Linked DNA regions of Homo sapiens: region 2 is linked to region 1. A link is a loop called in an ENCODE intact Hi-C map of the cell type or tissue named here. Cell type or tissue: heart right ventricle. All regions are shown on one strand. Links, peaks and the distances in the headings refer to the core of each region. The heading gives the core; the rest is flanking DNA. Region 1 has its middle 160 kb from the start of LINC02817. Region 2 has its middle 29 kb from the start of HLX-AS1.

Evidence for each region. Peaks named below come from ENCODE experiments on the same cell type or tissue, not always from the same donor. Only the 100,000 strongest peaks of a DNase experiment are listed, where the experiment ranks them.
Region 2: it touches region 1 in a loop (6-fold over the local background); 15 of 110 quality-filtered maps call a loop at or near these places.

Annotation. Positions count from the first base shown.
Region 1 is chr1:221,171,024-221,180,167 of GRCh38, forward strand. No RefSeq gene overlaps it. Among named protein-coding and RNA genes, the nearest start is that of LINC02817, 160 kb to the right of the region's middle. In heart right ventricle, for the core only: a CTCF peak has its summit at 3,753 (motif pointing left); a DNase peak (open chromatin) is centred at 3,788; H3K27ac peaks cover 1,065 bases.
Region 2 is chr1:220,904,346-220,913,489 of GRCh38, forward strand. No RefSeq gene overlaps it. Among named protein-coding and RNA genes, the nearest start is that of HLX-AS1, 29 kb to the left of the region's middle. In heart right ventricle, for the core only: a CTCF peak has its summit at 4,562 (motif pointing right); no DNase peak of the experiment used is centred there.

The sequences.
Region 1 (9,144 bases), core at 622-8,621:
GAGGGTATCTGTCAATAGACCTGAATATTGCATCATGGAAGACACAGTGTGTAAAATGTAGCAAATGCAAGAACTTTTTTGGAATTTATTTTTTGGGTTTTCCCAATCCACTTATCCATAAATCATTTGTAATTAGTATAGTCAAGGGAATAGGTACACTACTCATGTGAACTTACGTGCAGTACACCAAAAAGCTATTTGATAAGATTAATAATATAGCAGGAGACATGCAGTTTAGATTCATTTAAGTAGTAATGAATCCCATGTAACTTCAAAATTGAAAATGCCCTTTTAGAAACTTTCTGGTGATTGTGGTCTAGGATATTCAGATCTACTTTCTTGTTAAAAGCAATAAAAATTGCTGGTTAAAAATTTCATTTAAAAATTAACTTTGAATTGCTGAAAGAATGATGAGGAAATTCCAGGTCAATTTATGGGTGAAAGTCTGTATCCAGACAGGTAGCTAGAATATTGGCATATACAGGCTTCTTATGCCCTTATGCTATTTGTCCATGCAACACATTTAGATTTGGGTTAGTGGCTCAGTGGAGTAAGAGGGACAAAAGTCAAGACCCAAGTCATGTTGAAGTTGGAGAGCTTTATGGGATATTCTCCCTAATTAAGTTGGCACTCAAAGAGCTACAGACTTAGGGCTGAACGAGGACTAAACTCACTCTTTTCCCCTTAATTTTAAGGTGTGTAGAAGAAAGTTTATCCATGCTGAGCACAGCAGTAGAAGAGAAGGATGTGAGGGAAAAATTTAAAACAGAAATCCCTATCTCTGAGATAGCTACAGACTGGTACAGATTTGTAGCCTGGACATATATAATCTGGGTGAGCGTAGATCTCAAGCCTTGGTTTGAGATAGTGCATGCATAGTAGTATACTAGATGCCTGGCAGAAAGCAAATACAAATGCTCTGTGGTGCAAAGAATTACTCATCCTAGGTTGCAGGTTATTTTTCAGGGACAATGATCAGCACGTGTTCAAAGATAACTAGACACCAAAGCAAACAAGGTGACATGAGTGATAACTAGCAAAAACAACAGACAACAGCAGAAATAGGTCAGCCCAGATATCATATTTGGGATTATTAGGCATAGATTATAAAACAAGTAATATCATCAAGTTCAAAATAATAAACAAAAAGTTCAAAAATATCTATAGGAAATAAAAAACCATAAAAAATGACAAAGAAGAGACTTAGGGCTTCAAGTTCTTTCAATGTAACAAAAACCTGGAAAAGAGTAGAAATCACATCACTTCTTATTCCTGGAGCTTCTTCTCTGATTCTGATCAGCAATACAATTTTCAACATGGTCAATGAATATACCTCAAAGAATCAGGTAACAGAATATATCTTGTTTATGCTGTCTATGACATAGTTATCTCAGAAAGTCAGTGGAAATAATTGTTCATGACCCCTTCTCACACAACATAAACCTCCAAACAAACAAGAATAAACTGAGTTCCATTTAGTTGCTTTTAGCATATAGTAAGTAGAAATATAAATAATCACTATTTTATCTTTTTACCACATAGGATGTTATTTTAGCACTTATAGACAGAGGAAGATTCAGGCATAGATGAGACAATCTTATTAGGCAGCCTTTTTACAAATCTCACTCCTAATAACAAAGACATTCCTATTCAAATTCAGCATTCCTATCATTGAACAGTTCATCTTCTTTTGAGTATTAACTGTTTCTACTCTAGAATCTTTCTGAACATTCATGTTAGGACATGTTTCCTGAATGTGTGTGTGTGTATGTGTATATAGTATGTATGTATGTGGCATGGTATGCATGTACATGGCAGGTGTGTGTGTGGAGTGTGTGTGTGTGTGTGTATCTGGGTGTATGTAGGAGAGGTATATGATTGTGTTTGTATGAGCATGTACCTGAGTGGTATGTGGTGTGTGCGGTATGGGTATGCTTGTACCATTTACATTTCTGAAATGGAACTCAGTGCTTTGGGTCATAAATCAGGACTTCCTTCTTTTCTGAGTTTTAAACTTACTGCTGACAGCCACTTGTAAATAAGTTCCCCTAAATACCCACACACAATGGAAAATAGGGATCTGGACAGCTGGGCTCAATTCCTGCAGGCTTATGAGAAATTTGCTCCAATGTATTGAAAAATATTCTCAAACTGAACACTTTGAGCCAAAGACTGAGGCTGTGAAAAGTGATGTTTTCATGGTCCCCCAATATTGTGATCTCCTGATCCCAGAAATTTCTGTGACTGAAAGAATACAGACAGCTCGAGAACTTGCATTAATGTTTCTAGGACCAGGCTTAAAGAATCATACTGTGTGTGTGTGTGGGGGGGGGGAGGGTACATGGTATTATGTGTGGTGGTGGTATTTAATGTGTGTGCCCATGTGTGCATTTATGTGTTGCACATGTATGCACTGTGGTGCTTATGTGTGTTTTCTGTGTGTGATGTGTGTGTATGTGTGTGTGGTGGCAGTGTATGTGGGTGTGTGTGCTATATGTGTGTTTTGTGGTACATACATGCTTGCATCCTGTAGGTTGCACTAGGAAGCAATGACTTTGGGGTTCCTGATATGTCCAAATCCCTTTTATTTTGTCAATTCTTTCACTTTTAAATAAACTTCTGTCAACATGATAAATAAAGCTATTGTTGTAGTACTTTCAATGTAAAATCATTATAAAAAATTGTAAGTAAAATTAGGAAAAGAATGAGTGATTTTAATTACCGCTGGAATTATTTTAAATGATTTTTTGGAAGGGTAGTTTGGATTCCCTCCAAAAAAGGGTGCAAAGGACCCCTTTGTTGAGGGGTAGTTGTACCTTCTTAATGATGCTCTGAAGCTGGTTTTTTCAAGTTATCTGGCACATAGTGGCAGCTCAATAAATATTTCTTAAATAAATGAATGGATACATTAGTGATAGAATTAGTCCCTGTGCCTCAGGTTTCTTATCTGTAAAGTAGGAATAAGAATAATACCTACCTCTTATTTAAAGTATAATAATAATAAAAAAAAAAGAATAATACCTACCTCTTGCAGACGCGAGAATTGAAAGAGTGAGTGCAAGTAAAATCCTTAGTATAGTTTCTGGCACATAGAAAATACAATGTAAATTGTATTACTATTACAACTTATTATTACAATTTAACAATAATTGAGTTGTTATTATGGTCATGGTAATTGCTTTCATTCTATGTGAATAGGAGACTAAGGTATTGGAATGTTTCAATTTTCAGATCATGCATCTAATTATGTCTTTAAGAAATGGTCAGGTTGACTTGGTTGTTATCTGCCTCTCCTTACCCTGTATTTGGGGGAGAATTTCTGCATATAGGAAAAGTGAGAAAGTTGTGTCCAAGTCTCTAACAGCTCGTATGGAGTCAAAACCCATGATCTTGGGCAAGGGTTTCTTGGAAAGTCCTCTGATTGTCAGGAGCACCCACTTTCTGGTCAACTTTCCAACTTTCTTAATTCCAGGAACCCCCTGTGCTGAGCTCCCTTGTAATCTGGGAAGAAAATGGTTTTCATCTGCCTGGAAAGAGTACGTGTGACCTGAACAAATCAATCTTGCAGCCGTCACATTCTCTGCTGCAGGAGCAATTATTCATCTCTTTTCCTAGCTGATTGTTGCAGAGCTGAGAATAGCAGGCACTGAACAAATGGGATCAACATGAACAGAACTCAAGAGCTTTGGGGAAAGTGCGGCCCAGGGCTGAAGAGCACCACCCTTCCCTTCCTCAGCATCACATTGGCCTCTAGTGGCTCACAAGCAACTGACAGACGGCTCAATCATTTCCTCAGGGCCAGCGCGCCAGCTGGCTTTGACATTAGTGCTCAGGCCCTGACTGACAGGGGACTTGTCCTTGGCTGTGCCCTGGAGGGCTGTGAGAGTCTATTCAAACTCCTCCTTTAGCTTGTTGATTTACTGTCCCTCTTGGCTGGTTGTTGATCCATTTTTCCTCTCCGTTTGCTCACAGGGCACCCCAGAAACCATCCTCTAGTAATATATTTGGTTTATGATTTCCTTAGGACCTAAGGAAGAAAAACAACCTCAGCAGTGCACCTGTTGTATTTTAATGTGCACAAGGCCCTTCAGCTAGGAAGGCACAGAAAGAAAGACTGTACAGGTCCCAGGGCCATATGGAGCTCACATTATTCTATCAGGATACCAGCAGAAGCTGCATTAGGTCCCTTTGAAATATACTTGTTATTTTATTTATAGCTCTGTTTGGAGCCTGCTGCCTATATGTCTGACTTTGGCCAATGTACCACTAAAGAGTATGATTCCAAACAGCAATTATCAGGGAGACAACGATGACCTAGAAGCAACCTGTGTGCACTGCAAGATGTGTGGGAGGCCTGCTCCACCACAGCTGAGGTTTAAGGGCAAATACAACCAGTTCATTAGTGACTTCCTATCAGGCACAAAAGTTGGGTCACGTGCCCCCTGCCCAATGCTTAAGAGATACTCAGCTGGTCTTGAAGGAAGTCAGTCCAGGAGAAATCAAGTCTCCTCTGCTTCTTCTTCTAATTTCTTTTCTATCAGACATCCATGGAGGTTTGCTTGGAATAATGAGCTTAGGGAATACATTTATTTTTTAGTATGGACTGGGACTATTTAGGGAGTGGGCAATATTCACCCAAAAGATAGGAAGCAAACTGGTGTCTGACCTTTTTGGATTAGGTGTGGATTTTAAGGGCTAAATAAGTCTTCTCTCTGTCTCATTTTCCTTGAATTTAAAGTGAAAATTGAAAGGAAGTAAGAGGGATTGGGGCATAGAAAAAGGGAGGTGCCGTAAATGTGTACCACTTGCAGGTGTATGTGTATGTGGGAGACAGGTGAAAGTGTATTAAAGAGTAGTCTGGCCTGCCTGTAATTTCTGGATTTAAACCTTATACCAGTGGTTCTTAAAGTGAAGTTCCAAACCAACATTATCAGTACCACCTGGAAACATGTTAGGAATTCAAATGTTTCAGGCCCTGCCCCAGACCCACCGAGACAGAAACTCTGGGGGTGAAGTTGGGTGATCTGTTTTATCGCGTCCTCCCGGTGATCCTGCTACACACTCAAGCACAAGGGCAACTGCTCTACACCAACAATATTTTATTAATCATCTATTTATTTTTAACTATAGAGGAGAACATTAGCTAGGGAGAAAGAAGTACCATGCTTAGGACAGAAGAGGACTTTCAGCACAGGAATGACAATGGTGCCAAGTATTTTCACAAGGAATAAAATAATAGTACAAACTATGTAAAATTATCTCTGACTGCTTTGATCCAGGCAAAAGAAGGGTGTTATTTTCTCCATTTATGAACAACAACAACAGCAATGTGTCTGTCTTCTTCACAGTGATAGGAAACTCTGAAAGGCTCATTTTTGAGATACATCCCATAAGCCATGTTTCTGAAACGGTACAGTGAAATGCAGTGAAAGTCTGATAATAAGCTATCCTTCTAAGGAGGCTGTTTACTCCTGTCCCAGAGTATAGACATAGACAGTAAGATAGGGTGTTTTATCTCAAAGGGTTCACATTGTCATATGCACTGCAATCGACATTCTAAGCTGTTGCAGCTCCTATACCCTATGGAAAGTTGTGTGAAGCAGCATGTTTAAACAAACTAAAACTGTCTGAATCTCCTGACAGATCCTTTAGCGATAGCAGGTGGGCTAGAGGTGGACATTGTGGGACTCTAACCAAGTTTGTCTGTGGAAAATCTTATTACATATGGAAGTTCCCAGCCCTCATGACCCTGCCATCAGCTGGCTTTGTAATCTTGGGTGGTAAATGAGTCTTTGTTTCCTTTTCTGTAAAATGGAGCATGTGGACAAGAGAACCTGTAAGATTCTTTGATAGTCTGTGGTTACCCACTTCTCCTAGAGTCCCTGAGTTAGTTAATGGGAGTAAAATGATCCTTCTGTGTGGAAGTTAAGTCTCTTTACTCACCTGAACGTGTAAAATTGCCACTGCTACCTGGAATACTTAATTTAGGCCCTGGTGAGTTGAATAAATATTTATAAGAAATAGATTCATGACTGGTCCTGGCTGCCAATGTCATCTTTCATTTTGCTTTATTTTATTTTATTTATTTTGAGACGGAGTCTTGCTCTTTTCGCCCAGGCTGGAGTGCAATGGTGCGATCTAGGCTCACAGCAAACTTCACCTCCTAGGTTTGAATGATTCTCCTGCCTCAGCCTCCCCAGTAGCTGTGATTACAGGCAGCCACCACCATGCCCAGCTAATTTTTTTTTTGTTGTTGTATTTTTAGCAGAGACACGGTTTCACCATGTTGGCCAGGCTGGTCTTGAACTCCTGACCTCAGGTCATCTGCCCGCCTCAGTTTCCCAAAGTGCTGGGATTACAGGCTTGAGCCATGCACCCGATCCCAATGTCATCTTAACATATAACTTGCTGACAGTAGTTACCATAGAGTATACTGAAGAAAGATATACTTAACAGGAGTTGCTTTGATCAGAATCCAGTCTCTATACCTGGACACAATAGTAGAGTTAGGCTGAGAATAAGGTAAGGCTTTTATATGGGGCAACTATGCCAAGCCAAACTTTCTCCCATGCTTTAGGGAGGAGGGTTTGGAATGCATCCTGCTGCAGTCTGCCCTTCGGGTGTCTACATAATGGCCTGCAGGTGCTAATCAACACACCTGCAAAGTCCTGTCAACACACACCCTGACAACTTTTAATAATCTCCAGCTGAAACCATCCTAGGTCCTGGGAGAATGCTGCCCTCTTAACATCTGGGAGGAATCTCAACTTTAATGCCAGATCCAAAAGACTCACCCTCAGGAAACTCCCAGGTACTAAAGGTCCATTCTTGGGAGGCTCTGGTCTTTGCCACAGTTTAAGGCTGATGCCTCAAACCTTGGCGCTCCCAATTCAGGCTTAATTATTTGATTCAGTCTCTGTGGGTTACCCAGCCATGGCTTATGGTCATCTTGTGAAACTCGGTGAAGAAAACCAAAGGACTTACGTAAGGCTATCAGCTAGAAAAGGAAAGGAATTGCTCCTAAGATCAGATGGGAGGAAAAAGGAGAGAAATAGGAAGAGAAGAAGAGAGGTGAAGGGATGGGGGAGACAGAGAGAGAGTAAGGGAGAGAGAGAATGAGAAAGAGAAATGAACCATGCACTTCAGGATTAGTGGGCAAGTGTAGCTGGAAAAATTTCAGATCCTTTATTGGGCTCAAGCAAAAACTCCTTTAAATATTCTGTTTCATCTTGTGTTTGCCTGAGATTCGTGGCTACAGAAAAGCAAGTCAATATCAGTATGGATGTGTGTATTTCCTGGGGAAAGGTCAGATTTGTTCATCTATTATTGTTACCTGTGTTAGTTTGCTAGAATTTCCATTAAAAAGTACTACAGAGTGGGTTGCTTCAACAACAAACATTTATTTCTCATGGTTCTGAAGGCCAGAAGTGTGAGATCAAGGTGTTGATGGGCTTGTGTCTTCTGAGGGCTGGGAGACAGAATCTGTTTCATGCCTCTCTTTTAACTTCTGGTAGTTTGCTAGCATATTTTGGCATTCTTGGCTTGTGGACACGCAACCCCAATCTCATACTCACATGCCATTCATGTTCACGTGTCCTTCCCCCTATATGCATATCTGTTTCTGTGTCCAAATTTTCCCCTTTTGTAAGGACACCAGTCATACTGGATTAGAACCCAATTTATGACCTAATTTTAACTTAATCATCCCTGTAAATACTTTCTAAATAAAGTCACATTCTGATGTAGATTAGGTTTTCAACATGAGAATTTTCACAGAAACAACGCAACCCATAACATTACCTTTCTGGCTGGGCCTCGGTGTCTCATACCTGTAATCCCAACACTTTAGGAGGCCGAGGTGGGTGGGTAACTTGAGCTCAGGAGTTTGAGACCAGCCTGGGCAAATGGCAAAACCCTGTCTCTACAAAAAATACAAAAATTAGCCAGGTGTGGTGGTGTATACCTGTAGCCCCAGCTACTCAGGAGGCTGAGGTGGGATGATTGCTTGAGCCTGGGAAGTGGAAGTTGCAGTGAGCCGAGATCACACCACTGCACTCCAGCCTGGGAGACAGAGTGACAGAGCAAAGCACTGTCTCAGACAAAACAAAACGAAACATTACCTTCCATATCTTCTTGAGTAAAGTGTATTCATCAAACTGTTTGCCTCTGATAAGCCTGCATTGTTAGTGGGAAAGAGTTCAAATCTCATTTAGTGATCAAGCTGCCTCTGATCAGTCTGTGTCATTATTGGGAGAGTTCAATCTAATTTTAGATTTAAGATGAGCTGAACTGGTGAAGCAGATTGCATTTTTCAAAGAGCTAAAGCATCTCTCTCCCCAAATATTCTTCTACAATATGGCTGTGCCACTCCCTATCAAAAAGTGGAGTCTAATTCCTCTCCCCCTCAATCATGGCTATTCTTTGTGACTCTAGAAAGCAGTGCAAATACTGTTCTGGAACTTCTGAAGCTAGGGCCCATAAGAAGTCTTACAGCTTCCATATGTACCTCTTGGTGGGTTGGCTTAGTCTAGAAATGCCCTCGTTTAAATGCCTTCTTCCTGTAGGGAAGCTCAGGAATCCAGTGGAAGGCCCATGTGAGGGAAATGAAGACCCCTTAGCTGAGCTTCCAGTTGACCATCAGTATCGACTGCCAGCCATCTGAGGGAACAATTTTGAATGTCTTGCCCAGTGAGCCTTCAGAGTGCAGCCCCAGCTGATATTGATTCAAACAACTCATGAGAGATTCCCAGGGGAGAACCATGGAGCTCAGCCTCTGTCAAACCACAGAACTCGGCCACATACAGCTTTACCTAGGAGTATAAGAGTTGCAACAGCTTAGAATGTAGCTGGCGGTGGGCATGACTATGTGGCCTCTTTGAGTTAAAACACACTCTTCCACCTTGCTGTCTATGTCTATGAGCTGGGACAGGAATAACAACCTCATTAGAGGGATACCTTATTACCAGATTTTCACTGTATTTGGTGTTCCATTTGAAGAACATGGCCTATGGGATGTATCTCAAAAGTGAGCCTTTTAGTGTTCCCTAATGCTGTGGAGCAGATAGACACGTTGCTGTTGTTATTTCAAGTCATAAAGTTTTGGGGTGGTTTGTTACACAGCAATCAATAGAACAGTTGCCTATG
Region 2 (9,144 bases), core at 782-8,781, 270 kb before region 1:
TCAGAAAAGAGCAAAGAATGGATCTAAAGGAAAGCCAGTATGCAGATGGGCATAAATACCAGACCACTGTCGAGCTGTGGGCATGATCACAGTCCTGGGCTCTGAGCAGTGTTTCTCAGAGGAGCATCCAGTGCTAGAGTTGGCTGCTCGGTACACAGACACATGCTCCAGAGTTTTCATGGCATCTTGGGTCTGGGCCCTTCCAGTTAGGAGGAGACAGTCTGAGAGATTGGAGGCCGAGTTTCAGTCCAGGTTTTGGGTTTCTCTTTGTTATCCCCAGTGCCCCAGTCTATGGTGGAAAAGGCTATTTTGTTGATGCTAAAGGGAATGAGCAGTAATAAGATCCCAGGCTTTCAGGAAACTACACTCTGAAATCAGCACCACCTCTTTCTGTCAGAAGTTTCCATTCCCAGGAAATTACACTGGGAATGTACACTTCTTCAGGAAGCCCATGCTGTTCTCGAGGCAAGTGGAATTGTGATATCTTGCATGCCATAGCTGCCATCTCCCTATAGAAATTTTAAAAGGGAGCTTGCATCAGCAAGGGACAGGGATCCGACCGTGGTAGTGCTGGTGAGCCCAAGGGCTGCAGGCCCAGTCTCTGTCCCGAAGCTTTGGTCCACTGAGTCCACAGCTTTTCTTCCTCTCTGGCACTTCCTAACATGCACCCCCTCCCTTCCTCTCCTAGGGCCACCTGTCAGCCATGCCTGCAGCCATCAATTCAGCCCTTTATCTCCTCCTCCCCCATATCTCTCCCAGTTGAGACTTGATAGGCCATTCCTGGCAAACCCAGCTGGGATTGACATCAGGTGTTTTGGGAAGTGCCCATGTCCAAATTCCTGCCTTCTAATGATTGCCCTGATTTTTTTAAATAGACATTTGAAACTAAAGACAAAACCAGCTGCTTCTTGAGAGCAAAAAAGCAAAACATAAAAAGAATCTCCCATATAACTCCCTCCCCCTAAAGCTCAAACCAATAAAATGAATCCAGCCAATAATTCAATCTTCCTGCCTTGTTCACTGTGACTAAAGCAGACAGAAGCAGCACAGCAGGGACCCCTCATTGACGAGGAATGTATCATTAGTAATTTTATTAGCTTTAATATAGCCAACAGGGGCTACTGATAGTTTCGGTATTCTTTTCCTGAGGGATTCCCCCCCTCCAAAGGACAAATGCTCTACAGCCCTGACATTTAATTGCCTTTATACTTTAGTGTAGCTTGGTTGAATGAAAAACTTTTCAAAATTCCATCACTGAAAAAGGATTCAACAATTTGTAATATATATAAATTTGCCACTGGTACTTTTCTTTTACAAATTTCTCAGTGCTTAGAAGCATACCTACTATAGTTATTATAATAATTCTGGGCAGGTAGACACTCATTTGTCATGGTTGAAAGCAATTTATTTTCAGTGGGAATGCTTTAAAATGTTTTGTTTGGACAGAAATGGCCATCCATTAATTGGTAATTTAAGCAAGTTACTCAAAGTCAGGCAATTAGGTTAATGAGAAGTTGGCCTTTGAAGTTGAATAGGAGCAGGGATGACCTCACCACTCCTTAAGAAGACATCAAATCAATTTGGTGTAAAAGGTAGAGGGACTGAGTCCCCTCCTCCAGTTTCAAGGAAAGATCATGCACATGCATATTTAGCTCCAAGCATGGAAATTGGATGGTGGGCCCCTCAGGCTTTCTGGCAACCACCCCTCTACTATCGAGGAAGAAGCAACAGCTGCCCCAGCTATATCACAGGGAAAGATGACAGCCTGGATTAGGCCATGCATGGAGGCCAGAAACCGTTGAGGGAGCAACTCCAGAGAGACATGACAGAACCACAGACACATGGAGTGCCCCAAATTGAAGCAGATGGAATTGCTGATAAATGAGTTGAAATGGTAGAGGTCCCTACAGTGGATTTACTTGAGAGCTACTCCATGGAGGGGCAATTTCAGGGGGGCCCCGGCTGCCTTTAGATGTTAATCAGAGGTATTCATATGTTCTGTCATTCACCTTTCAAAGGAAGGTGTCAAATGTCTTGATGAAATGCCTCCCATGCTTACCTAGACACGGGGAATCAGCCACTCTGTTGACAAATGACTCAGGGCGAATCAATAGAATGAGGGTCAGGCTTGGCTAGACTCATGGTCAGAGGGCAAGAGTAATTATGTCATAAGAAGTCTATGGGGCAGAACCCAGCCAAGGCCATGGTCCACTTTTGAAGGTAAAATCTGGAATCAAGGGATTGTTATAAGGGATGGGAGTATAGGAGTGAAGAACTCAAAAGGACCAGACTCTGTTATAGCAGCCAGCTCTTGCCAAATCCACTTATTGCAACAGTCCCACCACCATGTATAGATGCCTGGGTATAGTAAGTAGCAGAACTGCCTAATACCATCAGTGCCTGCAAAATACAAGTGATCTAGCAGTGTGGGAGGTTTTCTGGGAGAAATGGGCCACCTAGGTCATGCTTAGCTGCAGGGAGGGGTAAGCCCTGTGGGGAAACAAATGATGGGTGAGTTCACATTATTAAATAACTGGGCTGAATTTAAGGAGGAGGGAAAAATATTACTGCAGAAACCAGGTTGATTTTGAAGTCTGCTACTGGCAGTTGCCACATGCCTGTGACATCTCTCATGCACCTCAGAATAGACTCTCCCCTCTGGAAGGCACCATCGTGCATCCTCTAGATTTGGGGAGATAGATTTCTTTATGTTGCTGATAGGAGGAGGAAGAAGAAGCTGCTGTGAGGGAGGAGGTATTTACTTTGGCAGGCGGCTGATGCTAGAAATGCCTGGGGCCATGTACAAATAGTTGGCTGGTGCTGCCAGGCCCTCCACTGTGGGTTACTCATCTCTCCCTGCTTTAATCCTTTCCTTTCCTCCAAAAACTGCCCAGTTGACTTCTTTCCCACTCTAGGGCTATCCTGGATGCCTCTTTTAACCTGATGTCACCTGGAACATGTGGAAGTGCCCAATGTGACTATCTAGGGCTCTGGGCTCTGAGTCCTGTGAGGGTTAATCCTTCATGCCTCATTCCTTCATGATTTTCTCTTCTTTTTGTTGGAGTTAGAGAATCAGGGTGAGCTCTCCCTAGAAAACTATTGTGCATGGCCTTGTTTATCTTGGTCAGCCTTGTGTTTGAGGCACCATACCCAGTTCAGTTACCCAGGCTGTTCAACATATGGAAGCATGCTCAGAGTGTGGTGTAAGGTGTGGGATAACTTGGATCCCCATAAACCTATGACAGGTGGAGATATTGTGGCCAAAGTCGGCCCTGCCAAGATGGTGCTAGACTGAACGACAGCACTACTCTGGACCAAAGAAGTGTCAGAGGCAAGCTTCAGGGAGCTGAGGTGGGCACTTCTAGGGGAGCTACCTCCCCTCCTGAGTTGCTTCATTTGTAGGCTACTCAGATTAGGGTTTTTAGGACATCCTGCTAATTTCAGCTTAAATCGTTATGGACCTCTAATGTGCCAGGCACTGTACTAGGTTCTTGGGAAATAGCAACCAACAAGAGAATCATTGTTTCTGCTTTCATGGAACTTAGAGTCAAACCTAGATACAGGTAAGAGGACGACAAATCATAATGCGATGTGGTAATACATGCTAGGACTGTAAGAGAATTACTGAATGCTGCAGGAAGTCAGAGAAGACTTTTTGGAAGATGCCATGTCTCAATTGGGACCTTTAGAATATTTTTCAGGCATAAAGAGAAACATCTTTAAAGATCTGGAAGAAAGAGAGGGCATAGCACATCCCAGAATGTAGAGTAAGGATGCAGAGTAGAGAGCTGGGTTAGAAACTTAACTGCATAATACAACCTCTGATCCCTACCAGCTGGGAAAATCCACTTAGCCATGTACGGAGCTTCTTCCAGGTACTGAGCTCTGAGTTAGGTATTGTCAGGATCCCCAAGATGGGTCAGACAGGACTGCTGTCTTCAATGAGCTCTGCCCATTACCCATATGTCTGAGGAGAAACACATTTCCACCCTTTCTGGAGCTCTACAGGGAGGGACTGCTCTTTGCTAGAATGATCTTACCTGCCTCCAACACCTGTCCATTAAAGCAAGCCCTGAACAAGAGGCCGACATCCACAAGTTAGAGATGTTGTGCTTTGAATACTACCAGCTGGTTGTTGCAACCTCCTAGTGAGTGACTTACACCCAGTCCTCCCTCCTTGTTCTTCTGTGATTAAAGACCCTAAAGGCTTAACAGGCATGGCTGGGCTAAATGTTCCAGTTGACATTATTTGCCACCAGGACCTTCCTCTTTTGCTTCCGACTTTTTTTCCAATTGTGCAGAAAATTGTTCTTCATTCTTTCCAATCTGTCCACATCCTTTTTCCTCCACTTACATTTCAAAATAAGGTGTACCTCTTCCAGGAAGGTTGCCCTTGTTAATTCTACCCATCATCCTGGAGTGGCCAATGGCCTCTATCCCAGAATAATTGTTGTATTTTTTGTATGATGCATTCAGTCATTTGTGTAGTTTCATTTTGCAGTTTCCTCAGTGGAAGTTGTATTTTCACCTTTGCTGCCGCTTATGCAGTTTTGAGACCCGTACACCAGGTGGTGGTAGTTTCCTCATGCTCTGATTGTACATTCTGAATAATTTGCAGAGGAGGAAAATGGAAGGGGTGAGCTAATTTTTAATCAAGTATCTTTCATGTGCCAGGCCTCTGCACAATGTTTGATTTAATCATCAGAAATAATCTATATGAGGCAGATATTGTTTTCATTTTAAAGTTAAGGAAACTAGGTTTTGAGGGGGAAGTAAAGTAACTTCCCCAAACTCACCATCCTTCATGGTGAAGATGGAATTGGTATCAGGTCTGGGCCCTCCAGCTTTGGTTTTAAGACGAATACATGTATGTCTTTTCTATGTGGTTATACAAACAATAATGAAGTCAATCACCATTGCAGAGCAACTGTTCTAACAACACCTCAGGTATAATTTGGTATCTTCTTCACTAATTCTTGAATTGTGATAATCCAAGTATTTGTAGGTGGGCAGAAAAACTGACATGAACAGTCCTTCTTGGAAGAGGAAGAAAAATAAAAGCCTTTAAAGCATCTTATATCCCGAAAGTATGTTTCCCTGCAACCACATTCTCTGTAATTTCTAATTTGCCATTTGCTTTACTTTGAGGAAGGAATTCCCTCTCCCAATGAGTTGAGAGCTGGGAGACTTGGGTTCTAGACCCAAGTAACTGAGTATATTCCTTGAAGTATGTCTCTTCTTTCCTCTGGGTTTCAACTCCCCATTTGTGAAATACGGAGGTTTTAATAACACCATTGCAACCCTCTTCTGTATCTGGTTGATTATTTGGCTGTTGTATGGCCACCACTTAACTCACTCAAAAATATGAAGACATGGCACCACCAGGCACTGCCTCTTCTGGGGTTGGTTCATGTCGTACTTCAATAATCAAAATAATCAAGCTTCCTCTAAAAGAATTTGTTTCACAACTGATGATAATTTTCTGGATATCCTACCCAAGTCCCCCTCCCCCAGTTTTGGCACTTTGTTTCCATGATCAAATTGTGTCACTTCTCTGGTGAATACCTTCTTTGTGTTTTTGGTCATTCTCAGACCAGGGAGAGTATGTATGTATGCATTTGTTCATTCATTCATTCATTCAGTCTTTACAGTTATGTTCTCTATCTTGCAGCAGGAATGTCTGCAATTCTCATTTTTTCCCTGTCATTTGACTATGAGTTCCTATCCTCTGGCTTTTTTGGTAGGGATTCTTGAACATACCAAAGGGGTTAACTGCCTCAATGAAGCATCACACTGGCCATATACCAGCCTCTGTGCCAGGTGCTGTGGGAATTAGATGTGGTTTTTTGCTTTCCAGGGGCTCAGAGCACAGTGGAGAAGAGAGATGAGCAGACAGCTGATCATAGCACACCAGTGAATGCCACAACATGTGGGGGTTGTGTAGTGACTGTGTGCCTCAGGGACACTAGTCAGAGCTGCAGTGAAATCTGCTTGGCCTGTGGAGAAGCAGAAAGGACGACGGTGGCTTCAGGGAGGCGACATGGGCGCTGGGCCTCAGAGGATACGAGGTACTGCTGACCAGGTGGATAAAGTGTGGAATGGCTCTAAGTCACCTGGGGGGTCTGATTAAGGCCTGCGTCTTAGGCTGGGTCTCTATGTCATATGAGTAGACGGGACAAAAATAGATCCGTATTATGAATTTGCTGTATTTTCTGTCAAAAGGAAGGATACTCAAAGTGATGGATGCCTCAAATACTGACTTGATCATTACACATTCTACATATGTAACAAAATGTCACATGTACCCCATTAATATGTAAATATTATTAAAATAAAAAATAGTTATTTTTATGTAAGAAAAATAATCACAACTTCTCTTATTTGAATATCACAACCAATAAACATTCTGCTCCCAGTAATATTTCCTGTCACATTACTTCCTAGTTACTTCACAAAATTGACGCATGCACCTAACAAAGATAGGATGCTAACACAAAAAAACTATATCCTGCATAGATTCTGGTATTCCGTACAGATCATTCTGTACTAAGGTATCAGTCAGAGAAGAAACTTTATTGAGTATGATTCTGAACATGAGCTGTATTTTCAGGTTCCCTTGCTGGTCCTTGGCATAATGTTAAGGAGAAGGGCTTCAGGTGATGAGACACTGGAGACCAATTTGGCAGTTCTGGCTGAGCTATGATCTCCTGCTTGACTTGACTCCTACACAAGGCTTTGTGTCTAACCATGCTCAGCCCTGACCCATTCTGGCTCTCTATGAATGCTGTTCAGCTGGCCCACCCTACTGTAAGAGGAAGGGGCAGGTCTGAGCTCCGCTTTCCTATAGTTGGGGAATAGAGGCAGAGAGAGAGAGTCCAGGAGACCCCTTCAGGGGCATATGCAATGCCAGGGGCTGGGGGCTATGCAGAGACTGGAATTGGCTCTCAGGCTTTCAGTTCCTGGGGCCATAGTACTTGAAAACCATGCAGGTGATGGGACTCACTCAGGTCCATTCTTCCTTCATCTATAATCTTGCATGAAGGCCAAAGTGTGCAGTGAAGCCATTGGTCCTCAGGTGTGGCAGTTATTATTTCCTCCCCTTGACAAGTCACTTAGACACCTTGAGCCTCAGTTTGCTCATTCTCCCCCTTAGAGGGCTCTTGTAGGGTTATACAAAATAGTGTCCATGTAAGCCATTGTGGAGATGGACATTTTCTCAGTTTTATTAACGGAATTTGTTCAAAAAAGTTTATTATTAATACAGTACGACTTCTTTTTATTAGCACTCTATCTTTGTTAGGTGTATGTGTCAATGTTGTAAAGTGACTAGGAAGTAATGTGTTATGACTTGAAATATTATTGGGAGCAGCACATTTCTTGGCTAGTGGTATTCAAATAAGAGAGGTTGTGATTATTTTTCTTACATAAAAATAACCATTTTTATTGATATACAATATTTTACATATTTATGGGGTACATGTGACATTTTGTTACATACGTAGAATGTGTAATGATGAAGTCAGAGTATTTGAGGTGTCTCTCACTTTGAGTATTTACCATTTCTATATGTTGAGAACAATTCAAGTACTCTGTTCTATTTTGAAATATACAATACATTGTTGTTCACTGTAGTCACACTACCCTGCTGTCAAACAATAGATCCTATGCCTTTCATCTAACTGTATGTTCATACCCATACCTCTTTTTGTCCCCCCTCCTATCTACCTTACCCTTCCCTGCCTGTAATATCTATCAAAAATAACAATTTTTGTTTATAAACATAACACATATAATTCACAGAAAACTTTAGAAACTTTAGAATAGACCCCACCAAAAAAATTCTCTGCTTCCATTACCTCATTACCAACTTCCATTTTCATGTGAAGGTGCCTGTGCTATTTCATGACTTGCTTATTTTGCTTGTTCCGTTTACCACTAAGGTGGGGAGCATTTCCCTGTAGCAATATTTGCTGTGTAGCAACACTGAACAGCTATACAATCATTTAACAAACATTTAAAAGTTTATCAAACTTTTAAACTTCTTAATGCTGCAATAAGTATATTTATAGATAAATCTTTGTATTCATCTTAAAAATATTACCTTAGGGTACATTCTGTAAAATAATATTATGGCCCGATAATATTATGGTTTTCTTTTCTTTTTGCTATTTTGTTTGCTGTGAATTTTTATTTTCTGTTTTCTGGTTCTAGCAGGAGCTTATGAATTGCACATGTTTCCAACCTCTCCCAAATGCTTGATATAATAATGAAAAGAAATCTTTCCCAATATGATAGGCAAAAGTGGTGAAGGAGATCTCATTTTAATTTGAATGTCTTTTGTTACCAGTGAGGTTCTATATTTTCATATGTGTATTAATCGTTGGTATTTTTATTTTATTTGAATCAATTTTGAGCTAATGTCTTCTGCACATTTGTGACTGGGGTGTTGTTTCTTTCATGATTTCTTGTAAGATTCCTATATAAATTAAGACATTAACTCTTCATATGCAAATACTTTTTCCAGTGTTATTTCTCCTTTAATTTTGTTTATGTTTTTTTAATATTCAGAAAATGTAACTTTTTATGTAGTCAATATTTCAATTTTTTTCTTTATGATTTCTGCTATACAAAGTTCTTCCGAAGCTGACATTATATAAATATTTATTAATAGGTTCTTCGGATTTTTTAATGAAGTCCAGTAATGATTTACCTTATAATATAGTGAACTGTCATTTATCTGGAATTTATTCTGGTGTGTAGTACTGAATCTTATTTGATATTTTCAGATAGTTATTAGATTATTTCATCACTTATTGAATAATTTATCTTTCTTTTACTGATTTTGAATGTCACCTTTAAGAGATTCTATTTTTAAATAAGAAAAACATCTTCATTGCAGAAGCGCATTACTTTTTCAATGTTATAAAAAACATGTTTTTAGTTGTTGAGATATATGGAAATAGTGAGAACAGTTCTAGGAAGGAAGGAAGAGTAATGGTAGCAGTAATAACAATGTTAACACAGAACCAACTGAAATCTCAGCAAAGACCCAAAATTCTACTTCACTGGTTCTGACAAGTTCATCACGCTAAGGTCTATCTGTTAGAAGTACACATTTAGTTCCTTGTTGCCTTTATTCTAGCA